2 separate regions of the Homo sapiens genome follow, and region 1 is linked to region 2. Evidence: chromatin loops called from intact Hi-C (ENCODE). Cell type or tissue: PC-9. All regions are shown on one strand.

Region 1 (8,000 bases), 150 kb after region 2:
CAGACACGCAGGGATACAGCCATCACCAAAATAAGGCCTGGAAAGAAACATTCAGATATCTCTCCCTGCTTCAATAGTCAATCATTAGTGCCTCCCAAATACCCAAGCCAACAGGAAGCCAGCAGGCAGGGAGACGGAAGCTGTGGATCTGGGAGGGATCTCAGAGCAGAGGAGTGAGAAGGATGGCTGGGGCCAGGGAGGAGACAGAGAATACCACACGCAGTGATGACTAATAATTAAGAAAGTGCCGCCCAGGTGCGGTGGCTCATGCCTATAACCCCAGCACTTTGGGAGGCCAAGGCAGGAGGATTGCTTAAGGCCAGGAGTTCAAGACTAGCCTGGGCAAGATAGCAAGATACCATCTCTACTTAAAAAGAGAAAGAGAAAGAAAGAAAGAGCCATTCCTTTAGGACCAGGTTCCTCAACTGTGGCGCTCCGAACATTTGGGACCAGATAATTCTTTGTTGTGGGATCCTCCTGGGCATCATAGGATGTCTAGTGGCATCCGACAGGCCAGATGACAGCAGCAGCCCCCTAGTCCCAACATTAAAACTGTCTTCAGACATTGCTGATTGAACCCTGGGGGGCAAAATCATCCTAAGCCAAGAACCACTGCTGTAGGGTTATAGTAATAGACTGCAATGAGATAAGGTCAAGGCTTCTGATGCTACAACAATAAGAGAAAAAGACACCGAGAAGATCCATTCCCCACCTTCCTCAGTTATTGCATCTAAGAGAGGGGATAGTGGGATGTAAACTAAAGGTACTTCTGTTTCTTGCAAGATGCTTGACAAAATGAATGTGAAAATCCTTCTACTAAAAAGGCAGGAAAAAATAGAACTAAAATGAAAAACAACAATGCCTAGTTAGGTCAGGAACAATAGTGCTGGGTAAGGGATGGAGTGTGGTGGGTGGGGGCATGGAGACAAACCCAGCCACAGAGGACAAGCTTAGGTGAGTCTATGCAGGAGGTGAAATGGGAGAGTGGAGATCCACGCTTCGTCAGGGCTTTTCATGTGGAGCTAGAAAAAAAAATGTGCTGACCAGCCCAAGAAAAGAAGCAGGAAGCCTGTGACTCGCTAGAATCTGGGACAGGAGAAATGCCTCCCTTCAAAAATAAAACACCACCTTTGCCTCCTGCCGGTTTGGAGTTTGATTTCATAGTCACAGGAAACTCCAAGCTGTGAAGTTAATGGTTAAAAATAATAATAATGCAGGAGCAGTGACACACCTGAGGCACAAAAAAACCCCATGGATGCCTATGGCTGGGAGGTGGGGAAAATGGGGGAATATTGGTAAAATGGTCTATTTCAGTTAGATTAATACATTCTGGGCTGGGTGCAGTGGCTCACACCTGTAATTCCAGCACTTTGGGAGGCCAAGGCTGGTGGCACCTGAGGTCAGGAGTTCGAGACCAGCCTGGCCAACATGGTGAAACCCCGTCTCTACTAAAAATACAAAATTTTAGCCAGGCGTGGTGGTGCATGCCTGTAGTCCCAGCAGGAGAGTCACTTGAACCCAGGAGGCGGAGGTTGCAGTGAGTCGAGACCATGCCGTTGCACTCCAGCCTGGGCAACAAGAGTGAAATTCTATCTCAAAAAAATAACTAACTGAATAAATAAATTCTAGGGATCTAATTACAGCATGGTGTATTTGTCCATTCTCACGCTGCTATAAAGACATACCGGAAACTAGGTAATTCATGAAGGAAAGAGGTTTAATTGACTCACAGTTCCACATGGCTGGGGAGGCCTCAGGAAACTTACAATCATGGCAGAAGGTGAAGAAGCAAGGCACCTGCTTCACAATGTGGCAGGAAGGAGAAGTGTGTGGCAGGGGAAATGCCAGATGCTGATAAAACCATCAGATCTCATGAGAACTCACTCACTACCATAAGAACAGCATAGAGGAAACCACCCCCATGAACTAATCACCTCCCACCAGTTCCCTCCCTCAATATGTGAGCATTATGGGGATTACAATTCAAGATGAGATTTGGGTGGGGACACAGCCACACCATATCACATGGTGACTATAGTTAATGCACACCATTGAAATTAGCTAAAAGAATAGATCTTTTAGCAAGATCTACATACACACACAAAGGTAACTATGTGCAGTGATGGATGTGTTAACTAACTTGATTGTGGTCACCATTTCACAGTGTGTACACGTATCAAATCACTACATGGTACACCTTAAATATATACAATTTTGTCAATTATATTTCAGTAAAGCAGGAGGAAGAAAAACAGAAAACCTCATGAATTCCACAGGAAAAAAAGAAAAAAAAACAACAACACTTAACATGAGTTTGGGATCCAAAAACCATAAAGCAATCTTCCATAACAGACACTCAGCAATGAGCACTTCAATATCCCACATCAAACCACAGACACAATCAACAGTAAGAGGAGTCAAAATTACAAGAAAAGAACTAGACTCTGAAATAAACAAGGATAGGTCTGAAGCGAGAAATTAGCTTTCACTAACAATGTTATTAAACCTCCATAGAAGAGCTAAAAAGTAAATTAGAGGCCAGGCGCAGTGGCTTAGGCCTGTAATCCCAGCATTTTGGGAGGCTGAGGTGGGCAAATCACCTGAGGTCAGGAGTTCGAGACCAGCCTGGCTAATATGGTGAAACCCCGTCTCTACTAAAAATACAAAAAAAAAAAAAATGTAGCTAGGTGTCATGGTGCATACCTGTAATCCCAGCTACTAAAAAGGCTGAGGCAGGAGAATCGCTTGAACCCAGGAGGCGGAGGTTGCAGTGATCTGAGATCGCACCATTGCACTCTAGCCTGGGCAACAAGAGCGAAACTCTGTCACAAAAGAAAAAAAAAAGTGAATTAGATCCTGCAGCAGAGTTTCACATTGGAGCCAATTGTGAGGAGTCAAAGTTTAGTGGTAACTGATTTTATCCTAGAAATAGTATTACAGTAGGAAGATCTGTTCCCAGGAGATCAATGACAGCTATGCGAGAAATTAACCTAACATCAAATTGGGTGAACTGTGAATTGCATACCTGCCCTGCTCATGGTGTAAGGGTTTCTTCATAGGACTGTGGATCAGTTAATCCATGCAAGAGTAACTAATTGTATACAGTTGTATTTGATGTTCCAGTGAGGATTCCTCTACTAGATTGTTTCCTTACATTCCTGCTTCGCTTTTTTTCTGAAAACTGCCACACCTTTATAAGGGCCAGGCAGGTGGTAAGAGCTTTGTTTTCTTTAAATCCGTGTCACCTGACAGCTTCTGAGAAACTCACCCACCCATACTTATTCACTGTATTAATATTTACTGAGTATCCACCATCCACTCTTCTAGGTGCTTGGGATTAATCTATGGGGGAGGGGAGAACCTAGCCTTGAGCAGCTTGCATTTATGATAAGGTAATAATAATAAATAAGTAAACCACATTGTACATTGAAAGAAATAAGTGCCGTGGAGAAAAGAAATCCACGCCCCATGCCCTGTGGAATTTGCAGTAAAGGCAACAGCTGCCTACTCCTTCTTATTGTAAATTTCCCTGAAACAAGCGTACATTTTTCTGCTTTTCTTTTTGGGTTTCATGTCCTCAAAGCTATCAATGATACATTTTGTCATTTCTGATGTCAATAATCTAGGTATACAGCGATCTTTCTTGTTGCTGTTCAAATGACACGTATACAGATGGCCCTAGGTGGGCACTGCAGCCTTCCACAGCCTCCTAGGCAAAGCTATGGGGAAGAAGGCACTCTGTGGGCCTAGCCCGGCCATGTAGTCCTACTGTTCAGCCTTCCGCAACAATCACAGGCAGCCTCCAGGGATCAGCATAGCCAGAGAATTGATTAACCTCCCCAGTTGTTTCTGCACAGTGAGGGGGCCGCTGGGTCACCCACCAGAAAGCAAAACCCACAACTAGCTGCTTCCTGGGAAAACATAGGTGGCATCATGGGAAGCCAGAGAATGACATAGAGTTAGCCCAGGAGGCAATGGAGACTTAACAGAGATCACCAATATTTCTGAGCAAAATCCAGCCCCTCTCCCCTCTCTACCCCAGGAAACACCTGATCAGGAGGAAAGGTAGAGAAAGATGGAGATAGAGGTAAGAAAGCTGGAAAAGGCTAGGACACAGACTCCATCCTCCAGCCTCCATAAGGAACCAGCCCCATTGTAAGACCTATTTGCAGACCTCTGACCCAGCACTGAAAAAGGATAAATTTGTGTTGGTTAAGCTAAGTTTGCTGTAATTTCTTATAGGAAACCAACATCGTCTCTTTCTTTTTCTTTCCTTCTTTCTTTCTTTCAGACAGGCTCTCACTCTTGTCACCCAGGTAAATGCAGCGGCAAAATCACTACTCACTGCAGCCTCCACCTCCCGAGCTCAAGCAATCCTCCCACTTCAGCCTCCTGATTAGCTGGGACTTCAAGTGCATAGCACCACACCCACTTAATTTTTGTATGTTTTTGTAGAGACAGGGTGTGGCCATGTTGCCCAGGCTGGCTTTGAATTCCTGGGCTCAAGCGATCCTTCCGCTTAGGCCTCCCAAAGTGCTGGGATTATAGATGTGAGTCATTTTTGTATTGTTCCACCGCAAAGCTACTAGCTTGCGCACCTACATTCGCTCTGCAGATATTTGTTGCATGGGACACAGCCCTAGGAAAAAGACAACGAGCTCCCTGCCGTTGTTGAGTTTACAGTCCATTGGGGAGGACCCACCTAAAACATGATGTTTTCAGATGATTTCCTACATATCCTTTATACAAGAAGAGTAACCTCACGGTGACTACGGAGGGACTGCTCTTAGAGGGCAGTCAAGGAGGGCCTTTCTGAGGAGGTGGCACTTGAGATGAACCTGGAGGGATGAGAAAGAGCCACATATGAAATGACAGAGCAAACAGCAGGAGGGAGACGGGATCTCCAGGTATAGAAGGGGGACTGTATGGCTGGATGAAGGGCGAGTGCTGCTGCTTCAGGGAGGAGGTGGGCTTGGGAGCCAGTCACAGTGGCTGCAAAACCAATGGAGACAGGATGTCCCTGACATCTCAAATACACGGGATCCATGAGAAGTAGCAGGGATTGGCTCTGCGAAGGGCCTATGCTCCTCTCCCTTTTATATTTTGTATTGAATTACAACTCAAACCTGATTTTAAAATGCTAACCTTTGGTTTGGTTGATTCGTGGACGAATTAGCCATAACTGCAATGCAGGGCCGAGTTGTAGATAAATGGAGTTAAAGAGACACTTGGGAAAGGCATGAAAAGCAAACTCCTCTAGGGAGAAGGAAGCCAGGTGGCCTGATGGCTCCCTGCTGGCCAGTGCGGGGGCTGTGGGGGTGCTGCCTCCCCCTGAAGCCGTGGCATTTGCCTGTGTGTCCAGCCACAAAGTCCCTCTTCTGTACCTGGTCTTGCCTCCCTCCTGCTCTTTCCAACGCCTGGAACCCTTTTCCCCTTGCCATTTCAGACCTGGCTCCTTCTCATCCCTCCTGGTGGGCAGAGGAGGACGAAATCACAAAAGCCTTGAGAAGCCTGGGGAAAGGAGTCCTGCTAAGCAGGTGTGTTGTGAGTGTCAGAGGCGTGTGAACCAGAGCAACTCCATCTTGAACAGGAGCTGGGTAAAAGGAGGCTGAGACCTACTGGGCTGCATTCCCAGACGGTTAAGGCATTCTAAGTCACAGGATGGGATAGGAGGTTGACACAAGATACAGGTCATAAAGACCTTGCTGATAAAACAGGGTGCCATAAAGAAGCCGGCCAAATCCCACCAAAACCAAGATAGCGACAAGAGTGACCTCTTGCCATCCTCACTGCTACACTCCCGCCAGCGCCATGACAGTTTACAAATGCCATGGCAACAACAGGAAGTTACCCTATATGGTCTAAAAAGGGGAGGCGTGGATAATCTACTCCTTGTTTAGCATATCATCAATAAATAATCATACAAACCAGCAGCCCTCGGGGCTGCTCTGTCTACGGAGGAGCGATTTTTTCTTCCTCTACTTTCTTAATAAACTTGCTTTCACTTTATGGACTCGCCCTGAATTCTTTCTTGCATGAGATCCAAGAACCCTCTCTTGGGGTCTGGATCGGGACCCCTGTCCTGTAACATGAGGGCCAGAGAGATACGGCAGTGCCCGGTGGGGTCCACACAGTCAAGAAGACGGCCATGCAGGCCTGAAATCCAAGATTTAGTGCCTGGGACCTGGAAGAAGAGACCCCGTGGAAGAGGGGATGAAGACAGAGCCCAGGTGTGACCCCAGTGGCAAACACTTGGCTCCACCAAGTCACCCCTTCTCCAGAGAGTTATCTACGCACTCACTGTCTGAGGACAAGTAGGATATCCCAAGCATCACAAGTAGTTCTGTTTGGTTGATAATGATGAGTGTATTTTCTTATATACATCGAAGTAGCAAGCCTATGCAACAAACACCCACCCCACTTGACTATTTTGAACTTTATCTAGACTGCATTATAAATGAAAATTATGCTGCAAAAAGTCCACTTCCATAGTTCACTATATATGGAGAAACAAAATAAAAAAACAAAAAAATTATAAATCTAGGAATTTTGTCTAAGTGGTAGGCACTAAGATATTCATTACATTGGCCAGGCACAGTGGTTCACGCCTGTAATCCCAACACTTTGGGAAGCCAAGGCAGGGAGATCACCTGAGGTCAGGAGTTTGAGACCAGCCTGGCCAACATGGCAAAACCCCATGTCTATTAAAAATACAAAAATTAGCCAGATGCGCTGGTGCACGCCTGTAGTCCCAGCTACTCGGGAGGCTGAGGCACAAAAATCACTTGAACCCAGGAGCCAGGATTTTCAATGAGCCAAGATGGCGCCACTGCACTCCACCCTGGGCAACAGAGTAAGACTCTGTCTCAGGAAAAAAAAAAAAAAAGTTATTCATCATATCATTTTTATAGTGGCAAATAAATGGAAACACAAAATTCACAGATGGTAAAATAATTTGTAGAATATCTATGTGGTGGGCTACTAAGCAGCCATTAAAATTTACATTAAAAGAAAAATAATAATAGAATGTATTGGGCATTGCTTTGCAAACTGAAAGCACTTGGTTTCAGCTTCCCACAACAACTCTATGAGGTGTATGCTAGCATTATCTTTTTTCTTTTCAGAGGACGGAATAAGGCACAGAGATGTCAATTAACTCACCTAAGGACATATTGCTAGTAATTCTGAGAACCAGAATTCAAACCCAGTTGATTTGACTTACCAGCTTATCTTCTTCATCCTTGTATATACAGCGAATAAAAAAATTTGAGCAAGGCACAGTGGCTCAAGCCTGTAGTCTTAGCTGCTTGGGAGGCTGAGGCAGGAGGATTGCTTGAGCTCAGGAGTCCAAAGCTGCAGTGAGCTATGATTGCACCACTGGGTGACAAGAGCAAGACCCCTATCTCTTAAAAAAAATTTTGTAATGACATGGGGCAATGTTCATAATTTGTAGTTTAGTAAGAAAAGTAGGTAATAAACAGTATACTCTGCATAATCTTAAGTAAAAAAAAAAAACATATATACTATCTACGGTATCACAGCTAAAACATTTGGGGAGAGGTGATGATTTGGGAGCAGCAGCAGGATTTTATTTTTTATCCTGAAGTAATTCTTTTTTAACAATTTTTACACATTTGCAGCATAAATAAGTCCATGAGTCCATGCCTTATATTGTGCAATTTCATACACTTCTGAGAGTTCCATTCCTGACGGGTACAGTACCCCCAGGGTTGTGGGTAGGGGCTTGCTCTTCCCATAATTGGCACTTCCTTCATAATCTGCCTTTCTTTTCTGGAAAGCAGTCTGGAAGGACAGACATCAGCATTTTAAAGGAGGTTGGGAGGACTACAGTTCACTTTAATGTCCTCCTTATGCTGTCTTTATTCTTTACTGGCCCCATTTTTAAAAAACCATGAACATAACTTACATGTATTCAGAAAATGTGATAAAAGTTCCAAAAAGACAAGAGTGCACTATCGGTTGCCCACAAGTCCAAGCTC
Region 2 (8,000 bases):
GCGTGCAGTGGTGCAATCTCGGTTCACTGGAATCTCTGCCTCCTGGGTTCAAGCGATTCTCCTGCCTCAGCCTCCTAAGAAGCTGGGATTACAGGCATGTGCCACCACACCCAGCTAATTTTTGTATTTTTAGTAAAGATGGGGTTTCGCCATGTGGGCCAGGCTGGTCTCGAACACCTGACCTCAAGTGATCCTCCTGTCTCGGCCTCCCAAAGTGCTGGGATTACAGGCATGAGCCACTGTGCCCGGCCTCTGTTCCGGTTTTATCTGTTCTTCAGGATTGCTAATCCGAGTGTCTGGACTAGGCCGTCTTTGTAACCCCTGGCAGGTAAAGGAGCCCAACACAGAGAAGGCACTCAATAACTTGTTTACTGAGTAAACGACAGAGTTAATGGGCCATGTGTTGCCTGTTTCTGGGTGATCTTCCATGGGGCCCTGCACTGCCCAATGGAATGATTCACTGATGCATTGATTTTCCTTCAGAGATCCAAAATGCCTTGTCTATCTCATTTACCCATTTATTCTCCACAAATATATTAAGCATTGATGCTGTGCTGGTTTCTAGGGTTATGAAGATGAATTAAGATAGAAACCACCCCTTTATCATCCTGCAAATCCGTAGGAGAGGGAGGCATGTTGTAAATAGCCCTGATGCTGGCTCCTTTCTGCCTCTGCAAAGATCTCTCCCCCTGCCAAGAATCTCTGGGAGTCCACGTGAGGTTCCTAACACATCCACTTCCAAGCTAAGGGATGGGGCAGGTGTGGTCCTGTTGTCACTCTGCTAGGCTTGTGTTCCTGGCACCAAGGTCCCTGCTATGGCTCAGGGCCAGTAAGAGCCATTTTGCAGGGCACAGCAGGGGCCTTGCCAGTCCTCGTGATTCAGCGGCTTTCTCCTGGAGGCTACTTGTGCCTGGGCTGCCTGATGGCCTGGAGTGGTGTGTTAGCCGGATGTGGTGGTGCCTGTATACACCCCATCATAGTACACCGCATTGGAGAAGCGCTGTTGGGGTCCCAGTATGTCACAGAGTTCAGTGATTGTTATGGGCTGAATTATGCTGCCTTAAAATTCATATGTGGCAGTCCTAGCCCCCAGGACCTCAGAATGTGACCGTATTTCGTTAGAGGGTCATTGCAGTTACAATCATCTCAGCTAGGAAGAAGTCATCCCAGAGTAGGGTGGGCCCAAATCCAATATGACTAGGGTCCTATCCCCATCTGTCTCTGTGTCTAGAAATTTGGATACAGAGACACACCGGGATAGAAGAAAGCGGATGTAAAGAGACCCAGGGAGAAGACAGTTGTCACATGCCAAGGAAAGCCCTGGAACAGACCCTCCCTCACAGCCTCAGAAGGAACCAACCCTGGAGACACCTTAAAGTTGGACTTGAGTCTCCAGAACTGCGAGATAATGAATGGATGTTGTTCAAGTCACCCAGTTTGCAGTACTCTGTGGCAGCCTCAGCAGACTAATCCAACCACACCGCTCACTCGGTTGCACATGTGGTCCTCTTCCTCCAGGATACTGGTTCAGGAGGAGCCCTTGAGGGCTCAGTTAACTTCCAGGATGCTGTTTTCAGAATCTCTCCTTCCTATTGACAACCAAAATGCTGTCAGTGGGTCCAGGTCATCCTGCCTGGCTCCTTTCCCCTTAAAGGAAATTCTCTTCCTATAGGCTCTTTGGCCTCTCCTCCACCCAAAGGCAGCTATAGGAAGTCCACCCATTTTCCCTGTCAGTGGAGGTTAGGCTCATCCCCAGCAGAGGAAACAGCATGAGCCTTATCCCAGGGTGGCCCTTAGCACCCGAGGCAGAGACAGCCCCGCCCTTTCCCAAGACTGCTCCTTCATGTCAGGTCCTGGAAAACAGTCAGCTGAGGGGACAGCTCAGGCTGACAGCCCTGCTGCAGCACACAAAGGACAAGCACAGTCAGAATGGAAGCATTCTCAGGGTGCAGCAGGGCACCGAGGAGGACTTGACAGCAAAGCCTCATGGAGGAGGTGGCAGACAAGCAGGAAGGGATTTGCAAGGCATTTAGGAGGAGGCAAGAGCTGAGGCATAATGTGCAGGAAAACAGCCCTTGTGGGTTTAAGAGCAGCTCAAGGAGCAGTGAGAGGCGTTACAGAGGCTTTAAAGAAGGGGGTTGGGGAAGACTGAATGGGGCCAGGAAGGCAGCAGGGCCAGATGGGGAAGGGCCGCTGGGGCCATGCTAAGCAGAGTCTACTCTGCCTTCTCTGGGAACAGAGACCATGACAGGGCTTGAAGAGGATGCCACATGACCCGAGAGGACTTCAGAAGGAGTGGCCAGGCAGAAACAGCAGTTATCTGAAAGTGCACAGTATTGGCTTATGTTGCCAACCTCTTCCCTTTGCTTGGAATGTGTTTCTCCTCCTCAAACACCTGCTTGAGCACACAGGCCACACACACGCGTGCTGTCTCTCTCTCTCCTCACTGTTAGCCTGACAAACACTTTCTAGCATGAGGGCAAGAGCCACACCCTGGGAAAACCTCTTTGAGGTCTAGATTGAGCAGGGAAGTAGCTTCGTCTCTCTGAGTTTTAGCCTTCCCTCCTGTCAAATGGCATAATTGTCCCTGCTGTCTTGCCTACAGCATGTTGTAAAGATAAAATCAGGTCAGAATACCAGATAACACCTTCTAAACTGCATTGAATGTAAGGAGGGTTAGTGACCATGGTGATGATGATAATGGTGAAGACGATGGTGAGTTGATGGTAATGGTGGTGGTGATGATGGTGGTGATGGTGATGATGGTGAATGGTGATGATGGTGATGGTTGTGCTGATCATGATGGTGATGGTGGTCATGGTCATGGTAGTGGTGATGATGGTGATGGTGGCAATGGTGAGGTGATTATGTGAAGGAGTGTCTTTTCCTTCATGCAAGGTGGTTTAGAAACCCTATGGTTTCTATCCTCTTTCATCTCTTGGAGGAGCCACTTAATTTGTCATCAAAAGTGGGACAGTTTGTGAGTGCTATTAACATTTACACCAGGACAATGATGCATGAAAGGCCCTCAATTGCATTTTAGACTTCACCACTATTGCAACAAACTGGTTGAAGTAGACCTTCAAAAAGTCTACAGACATCAGGTACAGTTCGGCTGAGTGATCAAAATTTTGGCCTGGTTTTAAATTTGGGTTTAAATTGCTGAGAAAGGACTTGGCCAGGGACTTGGGAAGTCAGTGTACCCTACCTTCCAGGCTATTAGAACTTTTGGCTGAACAACGATCATTTGCTGTCCTTAATACTACAGCCAAGAGGAGACTGGTTGGCAAGTGTGGACAGGGAAGCTCTATTTCCCAGATAGTCATGCCCATCACAGCACAGGGGCCCACTGCTTACAAACCCTCTGTCTGTCTTTCACTTGGAACTTGTGCCTCACACTTGGAGGAACAGCGGGGACTTCTGGGGAACCTCCAACCTGCTGGGCCCTTGAGCAGCTGAAGGAGGTCCTCTACTCAGTGGAATTGAGGCAGTGAGCAGGACAGGCCTTCTGCCTTGGTGGGTGAGGCCGAATTAAGCTACTTCTTGCAGCCCCATGCAACCAAGTCATGATATGCTCCCCAGTGACATACTCAATTTAGCCAGCGGAAATGGAAACTCTGTGCTCATTCTTGTGAATTAAAAAGTGATGAGCAGTCTCCTTTCTTAGTCATATCCCTTTACCTCTGTCCTAGAAATCTGAGACTTATGACAAGGAAAATGCTGTCACTCAGTCTGCAAAGGCAGCCTAAGACAAATTTTAAAGACTGCAAGTTCTGACTCAGCAACTTTTTTTCCCAAGGGCATTGAATCTTTTAAACGTTATCCCTTATAGACTGAATATTTTGGTTTATTGGAACAAAAGTGAACTTCTGGAATATTCCATACAATCTGTTTTCTAAAACAGGTTCAATCCAAGGAGGAAAATTAAAAACAAATGTCTGATGGCCCGAGGTGAGCCATTAGTTAGGACAAACAAACATCTTGCAAAAATGACAGATGGGAACAGGAGGAGTGTTTCTCCTCCATCTGAGTTGACTCTCCCTGAATGGATATTCAAAGAAATTGACAGGAATCCTGTCTTAAGACAAGCCCACTGGGCTCTATGTCAGAAATTTCACCAATCACTTCCCAAGCTTCCCACTCCATTGCTGAAGCCTGGGCCACAGCATTTACAGTTAAGAATGTTATAAAAATCAAACCAAGCAGTTCCTGCCAACCCCCAGGAGGAAAGTTGCAGAGAATGAATAATTCTGCAAAGATCCTGGGCATCTGTGTGCATTAACCATAAAGGCGATTAAAGTTGGAGCAGCAAGGAAAGGGTGTACAAGACTTTGCCCCATAGAAAATGCTGGCTCTCTCCCCTTCGGCCTGTTTGGGAGGTGCCACAACGTGGGTCCCCACCCACTGTCTCAGCCTGGGGGACTGCCTTCTCTCTCTTTTGATCACCAGAAAGGAACAAGCAAATTCCTTCTCAGCTATTTCACCAGGACTGCAGCTGTCATTGCCTCAGGCTATTATAACATCCGTACAGCACCCCAGGAGGCTGAGATGAGGCTTGCAGCCAGCAAACAGTGTCAGAGAAGAAGGAGCCCTGTCGCCTGTGCCAATCTGACCCGGATGCAGGTGAAGCTAGGGTATTGATCTGCTTCTGGCCTCAGGTAGGAGCACCAGTGACATTCAGGGACCTCTTTTCTGCTCTGCCTCTCATTTTGCACCCCTCCTCCCCCACCAGTGATCAACATTCTAAGTATTGCCATCTTTCAGGAGGCAGCCCACACTGACCTTTGGCATCAGCGTATCTTCATGACGTCATGCCTGTTACCTAAGCAACCTGAACCTCAGTTTTCTCATCTGACAAATGAAAATGATCCTTTCTTGTTGCAAGAATAAAATCACTCAGGTTATATCACAAGAGGCAAGAAAACTCTTGAAAATAAGGATGGCATGGCCTTGACATCAGGCCATTTTGCCAAGAGAACAAATCACGTTAGGCTCTGAGCAATGGTCCTAGGGTCCTAGGAGCCCAATGGCTGAACTACCAGCCAAGAGGTCTGGAGAATGTCTTCTCACGAGGGGATGTCTACTCATCCTGACCCTGTTGCTCTATCATCAACATGACTCAGCTAATTCCTCTCTCTCTCTCTGTGTGTGTCTGTGTGTGTATGTGTGTGTGTGTGTGTCTGTCTGTCCTTCTCCATCTGCTCCCAGTTTCAGTTTGCAATCTTGATAAAAACCACTCTAATTGGAGTGAACAATCGCCACTGCTTCTGTTTGGCAGAGCTTTTTTGTGTGAAGCTACATAATAGGGTGTCAGCCAGCCTATAGGTTATCTGTTCTTGAACCATGTACCTGTCTCTGGTCTAATCAGACTGTAAGGGTCAGGGTCACAAACATAACAGAATGATTGCCTAGGCACAGGCGGTATTTCCTGCCACTCCCTCGGCAAGGAAGCAGGCATGTGGGCTGTGCTTCCCAAAGTTGTCCAGTCATGAGAATTACTGGGGCTCTGTGACACAAATGACCAGGTTCCTGCCCTGGCTAGGATTCTAGCCAGGTCTGGGGTGGTCAGAAAAGTCTTAATGTCCAGCAAATACCCTTCAGAGATTCTTAGCATCCCCCACACAGGGCTGGCTTCATAGATATGAGACTGGGGTCATTGCTCAGGGTCCCACCCAGAAGAGCCCCTGCTTGCCGTTTGACACTCTGGGATCACTGTCTTAAACTTCTAGATCATTTTCTCTCTGAATTAGTGTTTTGTGAGTAAAGTCTGATGGGACAATGGAGTGCGGTTCAGGGTCCTGGGCCTGCTCGCTTCCGGTGTCACCATTTCTCTTCTCATGAGGGATGGGTTCCGGGCTCCCAGCTCACTGCCCCTTGGTATCCTCGGCCCTGTCCATTTCCCTTCCCTGCCCTGAAGCCCTATATTCCCTTCCCTGGAACAGGAGTGGTGTGCCTCAGTGGGAGAGGACTTTGTTCTGTTGTCACTCTCCACCCCTGGAGGGGGCCTAGGCGTGGACATAGGGAGGGACTCAGGGTCATCTCTCTTCCAGACCAGAAGCACCACATTGCAGTAGGAAGGTGACTTGGAGGACACTTCTCATCCACCATGATCCAGGATCCAGGTACCAAGTGCACCCCAGCACATCTCCAGAAAATTTTCATCCTGCAAAAAGGAAACTTTATACCCACTGAGCGACAATTTCCTTTTCTCCTTTCCCCACAGCCCCTGACAACCACCTTTCTGCTTTCCGTATCTATATACTTGACTACTACTACTTTATTTATTTATGTATTGTTTTGGGGGTTTTCTGAGACAGAGTCTCACTCTGTTTCCCCAACTGGAGCGCAGCGATGCGATCATAGCTCACTGTGGCCTCTACTGCCCAGGCTCAAGTGATCCTCCTAGCTCAACTTCCTGAGTAGCTGGGACTACAGGCACATGCCACCATGCCTGGCTAATATTTTTTTTTTCCATTTTTTATAGAGGCAGGGATCTCACTTTGTTGCTCAAGCTGGTCTCAGACTCCTGGGCTTAAGCAATCCTCCTGTCTCGGCCTCCCAAAGTGCTGGGATAACAGGCAGGCGCCATGCGCCCTGCCTTGGCTACTTTAGATAGCGCATGTAAGTGGAATCATACAGTGTGTGTCTTTTTGTGGCTGGCTCATTTCACTCAGCTTAGTGTCCTCAAGGTCTATCCATGTGGCAGCATGTCACAAGATTTCCCTCCTTTTTAGGCTGCAGAGTATTCCGTTGTGTGTACTTAAGACATCTTGCTCAGCCATTCATCTGCTGATGGGCCCTTGGACTGCTGCTAAAGTCTGACTATTATAAATAATGCTGCTGTGAACATAGGTGTACAAACATCTCTCTCAGACTCTGCTTCCAATGCTTTCAGACGTATACCCAGAAGTGGGATTGCTGCATTTGGTGGATCCATGCTGAATTTTTTAGGAACCTCCATATTATTTTCCATGGTGGTGGCACATTGTACTGTCCCACCAAGAGTGCACAAAGATTCAAATTTATCCACATCTTTGCCAACACTTGTTATTTTCAGGTTTTTGTTTTGTTTTATTATAGCCATCCTAGTGGGTGGGGTAGTGTCTCATTGAGGTTTTGATTTGCATTTCTCTGATGATGAGTGGCACTGAGCATCTTTTCATGTGCTTATTGGCCTTCTGTATATCCTCTTTGGACAGCCACGGTTTTAAATATAGAAACTTGGCATAAAAAAGACAAACCCTCACCTTTCCAGGGCACACATCAATAGGTGTCAGAAGATGATCAATACCCCACAAAACAACAGGGTTGGCGGGACGATTTTATGCCCAAGGCCAAGAAACACTCCTCTAAGGAGTAGGTGTCCATGGGGAGGCCCGGAGGTGGTGAGAGGGAGCTGTGTGGATTGAGAATTTGGGAGGAGCTGTTCAGGCAGAGGCCAGCCCAAGTGCTAAGGCCCTGAAGGAGGAGCTGATCTGTGTGTCTGAGGACCGAGGACGACAAGGACTGGGGAGGAGGTCAGGAGGCAGAGGGGTAGGGACCGTCTCATGGGCTCTTAGGTTCTATGGAAGACTTTGGCTCTAACTGAGCTACAGGGGGATGTAGAAAGAGCTTATCACAATGCCTAGTAGAAAAAGGTGCTGAACGAATATTAGTGATTATTATTAATGTTGGCCCATTTAACTCATTTAAGAGAAAATGTCTCGGCTGCTTTAGTTTTACAGACAATTTAAGGAAGGAGTCTGAGAAGAAAACATAAAAACCCCCTATCCTTCTGGGAGCTGGGGTTGAGGGCCTTGGAAGCAGCACCCTCATCCCTTCGGAGGTGGCTGATTTGGAGTTTATTCTGCATCTCTGTTATGTGGCTGCCTCCTGGAATTCTTTAAACTCTTCAGGATTCCAGGGGCCTGGCAATGGTTATGCCAGGACACATTCTGGGCCGGTGAGTGAGCGATCGAGCCTTGCCTGTGAGATTTTCTTGGCCGCTTCAGCTTCTATTT

The links. Hi-C counts contacts between places; a loop is a spot of excess contacts. Peaks named below come from ENCODE experiments on the same cell type or tissue, not always from the same donor. Only the 100,000 strongest peaks of a DNase experiment are listed, where the experiment ranks them.
Region 1: a loop joins it to region 2, with 2.5 times the contacts of the local background. A loop is called at or near these places in 2 of 110 quality-filtered maps.

Annotation. Positions count from the first base shown.
Region 1 is chr2:235,316,004-235,324,003 of GRCh38, forward strand. No RefSeq gene overlaps it. Among named protein-coding and RNA genes, the nearest start is that of AGAP1, 170 kb to the right of the region's middle. In PC-9, no CTCF peak of the experiment used is centred here; a DNase peak (open chromatin) is centred at 4,538.
Region 2 is chr2:235,166,542-235,174,541 of GRCh38, forward strand. No RefSeq gene overlaps it. Among named protein-coding and RNA genes, the nearest start is that of SH3BP4, 220 kb to the left of the region's middle. RefSeq lists a silencer at 4,956-5,142. In PC-9, a CTCF peak has its summit at 4,542; DNase peaks (open chromatin) are centred at 3,680, 4,510, 5,050 and 5,410; H3K4me3 peaks cover 649 bases; H3K27ac peaks cover 3,321 bases.